2 separate regions of the Homo sapiens genome follow, and region 1 is linked to region 2. The links are chromatin loops, found by intact Hi-C in ENCODE. Cell type or tissue: B cell. All regions are shown on one strand.

Region 1 (2,500 bases), 77 kb after region 2:
CTGAGTTCATCTTGCAAATGGAAGAGAAGAGAGCACTTCAATTGTCCCACACAGAAGAATCACTCGGGAGACTCGTTAAAGTGCAGATTCTAGCTCAGGAGGCCTGGGGGTGGGGTTGTGGGTCCTGCATTTCGTAACTCCCAGGAGGTATGGTGGAACTAGTGGATGGAGAAGTGGCTGAGAATGTACTTCTTCCTGGGCAAACATCATCTTAGCTGCCTCCCCTGGCACCTGGGGGTTCCTTGAACCCAGCATCTTCATGGTGGCATGCCACTGCTAGTGAAGCAGTGTTGTCTGTGGTAAATACCTGGGGTTCATTGTCTCGTGCCAAGAAGATTAAGGACATGGACACACATAAGGAATGAGTTTAGAAGCAGAGGTTTAATAGGCAAAAGAAAGAGAAAGGGGAACAGCTTTCTTCCTAGTGAGAGAGAAGGGCTTCCGAAGGGAAAAATCCAGCCGGAGGTGGACCACAGCAGATTTTATAGGCAGGTTTGAGGAGGTGGTGTCTGATTTACATAGGGCACACAGATTGGTTGGATCAGGTGTGACGTTTATGTAGCACTCAGGGAAGGCTGGCCACCCCACCCTAATCTTATTACACAAATGGGCTTTCGACTTGGCCCATGCCATGTTGTTTGCTTCTTACTGTACACATGGCTGGCAAAGAGAAGGGAAGATGCTCACACCTGTAATCCCAGCACTTTGGGAGGCCGAGGCGGGCGGATCATGAGGTCAGGAGACTGAGACCATCTTGGCTAACACAGTGAAACCCTGTCTCTACTAAAAATACAAATTAAAAAAAAATTAGCCGGGCATGGTGGCACGCGCCTGTAGTCCCAGCTACTCAGGAGGCTGAGGCAGGAGAATCGCTTGAACCCAGGAGGCGGAGGTTGCAGTGAGCCAAGATTGTGCCACTGCACTCCAGCCTGGGCAACAGAGCAAGACTCTGTCTCAAAAAAATAAGAGAGAAGGGAAGATGGAGCCTCCATGTTGGACATGCCTGGTCCGAGGTAGCCTTTTCCTATTGGCACAACTTGGCCTTTTCCTATTGGCACAGCTGCTGGCATTCACCCTGGAAGCTTCCAGCTTGCTTGTCTATGTCTGCAGCTGGATTTTACAGGCTGCTCTTTGTTAGAAAAGAAAATAATTTGGGGGCTGATTTTCATTAAAAGGAAAACCTTAGTTGGTACTCCCATACCCTATTTGCCTAAGTAGTTTCTTCTGAACTCCTACATCAGTAGCAGAGAAGCCACCTGAGTGTAAGTGGGTGTCGGGGCCAAAGAAAGAAATAGCAACACCCTACTTATTTTTAACAATGGGGAAAAACATTCGTCTGACAAAGGATGTCCAAAAAGAGCGTTACTGGTCATGGTTTTTTCCTCTTTCTTCCGTTCTCAAAAATGTTGACTATTAATGAGTCAAGCAATAAGTAGAGTGATAGGAACCACAGCTGCTGGAGGGCTCTCTCTGATCTGGCATGGTAGTTTTTTATCTCCCAGAAGCCTGTAAACCAAAAATAAAAGTCTAAGCCCCCCAACCAACTGAATGGACCCCTCCTATCGGCCAAGGGCATTCCAAAGTTAACCTAAAGAACTAGTTCAGGCCATGATGGGAAGAGGTGGGGGTCAGACATGCCTCGTTCTACCCTCCTCCCATTGGAATCCAGGCACAGCTGACCAGCATTAACATTAACACAGGGACCTTAATACTGGACAAACAGATTGTTTTTAGCAATGACATCCCAACAGCACAGATAGCAGGCCCTGAAAGAAATTGAAGTATTTTACCGCAAACTACATTTGAGGACTAAACTCTAATTTTTTTCCTATCTTGCCCAAATTCCTATCTAAGGGGCCTGGATAGGACCCCTACAAACCATAAATTTTCATCAGATAGGTTTTATTTAACCCTATATATCGTGACTTACTTTCCAATCTGATTCTGGTGTAACATTACATGACAAAGAAGAAAATCAAAATATTTTACCCCAAGATGGTCGGGCGCAGTGGCTCACACCTGTAATCCCAGCACTTTGGGAGCCCGAGGCGGGCGGATCACAAGGTGAGGAGATCAAGACCATCCTGGCTAACACGGTGAAACCCTGTCTCTACTAAAAAATGCAAAATATTAGCCAGGCATGGTGGCGGGCGCCTGTAGTCCCAGCTACTCGGGAGGCTGAGGCAGGAGAATGGCATCAACCTGGAAGGCGGAGGTTGTAGTGAGCCGAGATCACGCCACTGCACTCCAGCCTGGGCGACAGTGCGAGACTCCGTCTCAAAAAAAAAAAAAAAAAAAAAAATTTTACCCCAAGACATGTTTCTTTGTCATATTTTGAAATGGTCCTGCAAAGCCATTCTTTGTGGGGGAAAATTTACATCTGTAAAGAATCTCTATTAACATAGCTAGATTTTTTCTTCCAGGCCCTCCCAATGCTGAAGAGATTAACTGAGAACCTAGCACCTTTTAAAGGTCTGAATAGGAAGCATTTGTCTTCTAT
Region 2 (2,500 bases):
AGTGGGAGGGTCAAACAATAAACAACACACACGTAATACAAAAGTAAGATATACAGAAGGTGGGGAGCCAGGCGCAGTGGCTCATGCCTGTTATCCCAGTACTTTGTGGGGTGGGCGGATCACTTGATGTCAGGAGTTCAAGACCAGCCTGGCCAACTTGGAGAAACCCTGTCTCTAAAAATACAAAAATTAGCCAGGCATAGTGGCACAAACCTGTAATCCCAGCTATTTGGGAGGCTGAGGCATGAGAACTGCATGAACCTGGGAGATGGAAGTTGCAGTGAGCTGAGATCTCACCACTGCACTCCAGGCTGGGCGATAGAGCAAGACTCTGTATCAAAAAAAAAAAAAGTGGGGAAAAAATCAATCTGGGGAGGGGGCTCAGAGTGTGGAGGGAGGAGTTGCAATTCTAAATGGCTTGGTCAGGGCAGGCTTCATTGATAAGGTGCAAAGAATAGAAGGAATTTAGGAGGTTGACCAAGAAAATGCTTAGAGAACAGTGCTCCAGGCAGAGGGAACGGCATGTGCAAAGGTTCTGAGGCAGACAGTGTGCTGAGCGTGTCTAAGGAACAGCGAGGGTGCCAACATGGCTGGAGTAGATGAACAAGGCAGACAGGAGTAGGGGATGAGAGCAGGGAGCTGATGAGGTAGGAAAGGCCTTGTGGGCCATTGTCCAGATTTAGCTTTTTCTCTGAGTAACGTGGGAGCCAGTGCAGCGTTTAGCACAGCAGAGGGCCAAGGTCATTATAGAGTGGTTGAGAGGGAGGGTCACAAAAACCCCACATGGATGATTTCCTTTTCCGAACCCCCATCAAAATGAAAGTCAGTGCCCTTTGTTTACAAACCATGCAATTCTCTTGCCCTGTCCTCTTTCTTCCCCTCTGAGAGCTGCCCAGCAGCAGCACACCTGCCCACTGTCGCAGGTCAAGCCTGGCAGCCCTGGAGGGAAGCTGGCTGGAGGGCAGAAAGAGAAAGCAGGAAAAGAGCAACTTGCCCTGCACCCCTCCCAGCTCCCCGAAGACCACACTGGGCCCCGAGTGCAGTTCCACTTTCTGGAGTCACGTGGGATCAGAAATAAATATATTACCTCCCGAGGGAGGAAACAGAGTTAAATAACAGGAACCAGCACTCTCGGAAAGAGGGGGTGGGAGGGGCTGAAGTGTCCGGCAGTGAAGGCACATGTGGCTGGGGCAGGAGGGGCTGCAGCCAGGGAGAGAGGAAGGTTCTGGCTTCTCCCCCAGGTGGCATCTGTGCCACCATCAAGACCACACTGGCTGTCTGCGCCCCTGTTGAGAAGCCAAGGGAGAATGTTTGGGTGGTAAAGATGCCCCTTTGCCTAGGTGACTGTTAGGAGGAAGAGAATTAAAGAGGAGTCCAATAGACGATGGAAACCACTTGGGTGAGAATTTGACCACAAGAAGAACCAGCCCTGTAGAAATGTTGTCTTGGCAGGAAAGCTGGTAAACAACACTGCCCTGGTGCCCAAGATAAGGCCGCCAAAATGCATTTGATGCCCTGAAGGCTAAGTTGAAGATCAAAGCTTGTCTGTCTTCAAATCCAGTCTTCACCGCTTCCCACCTGGGGGACCTGGGCAAGTTGCGTCACCCCTGGGCAGAGTCTGTTTTCTTCTTTAAGTGTTAAATAAGGATGGGGATCAAAGGGCTCAAGGTCAAGGGAGAAGTAAGAGGGTTCTAGATTGCGCTTAGGCTGTTTCTGGCACACTAAATAATCAATGTCAATCACTGTTATTCTCTCAAGACTTGCATTTCAGAAGGAGATGGAACAAACACCGTCTTTAGAAAGTTATGACCAGGTTGGGTGTGGTGGCTCATGCCTGTAAGCCCAGCAATTTGGGAGGCCAAGGTGGGAGGATCGCTTGAGCTCAGGGGTTCGCAAGCAGCCTGGTCAACATAGTGAGACCTCATCTCTACAAAAAATAATTAAAAAAAAATTAGCCAGGCATAGTGGTGCATGCCTGTAGTCCCAGCTAGTTGGGAGGCTGAGGTGGGAGGATCACTTAAGCACCGCAAATGGAGGCTGTAGTGAGCTGTGATCATGCGACTACACTCCAGCCTGGGCAAGAGAACAGACCCCGTCTCAAAAAAAGAAAGAAAGTTGTGACATTACAATGAAGGGAGGACTTCTTTGTAAGTGGGTAGGAGACGTAAAAAGTTGGAGGAGCCAAGGATGTGAGTGGAAAGAGGACAGTGCAGGCTTGTCTTTCTGGTTTGAGATGATTGTGTGCCACCAACGCTCTTAAAAATAAGGCCTTCATTCTCTCTCCCGTAAGCGAGTTCTTATTCTCTCTTTCTCTCTCTTTCTTTCCCCCACCTTCTCCCTTTTTCTCTTCCTCCATCAGCCTCCACCTTCCTTCCTCTCCCTCCCTTTTCTCCCTGTCTCTGCCTGTCTCTCTGTCTCTTTCTGTGTCTGTCTTTCTCTCCCTTCCTTTCTCGCTCTCCCTCTGTCTTTCGGTTTCTGTCTCTGTGTGTCACACAGACAC

What was found. A loop is a pair of places that touch in the nucleus more often than their neighbours do. Peaks named below come from ENCODE experiments on the same cell type or tissue, not always from the same donor. Only the 100,000 strongest peaks of a DNase experiment are listed, where the experiment ranks them.
Region 1: it touches region 2 in a loop (2.6-fold over the local background); 3 of 110 quality-filtered maps call a loop at or near these places.

The regions. Positions count from the first base shown.
Region 1 is chr16:10,790,082-10,792,581 of GRCh38, reverse strand. The region is part of intron 2 of TVP23A (trans-golgi network vesicle protein 23 homolog A); the gene reads left to right. Among named protein-coding and RNA genes, the nearest start is that of TVP23A, 27 kb to the left of the region's middle. RefSeq lists an enhancer at 2,242-2,500. In B cell, no CTCF peak of the experiment used is centred here; a DNase peak (open chromatin) is centred at 1,275; H3K4me3 peaks cover 305 bases; H3K27ac peaks cover 1,398 bases.
Region 2 is chr16:10,867,374-10,869,873 of GRCh38, reverse strand. It overlaps a transcript of CIITA not described here. Among named protein-coding and RNA genes, the nearest start is that of CIITA, 8.6 kb to the left of the region's middle. In B cell, a CTCF peak has its summit at 1,250; a DNase peak (open chromatin) is centred at 1,123; H3K4me3 peaks cover 2,137 bases; H3K27ac peaks cover 2,500 bases.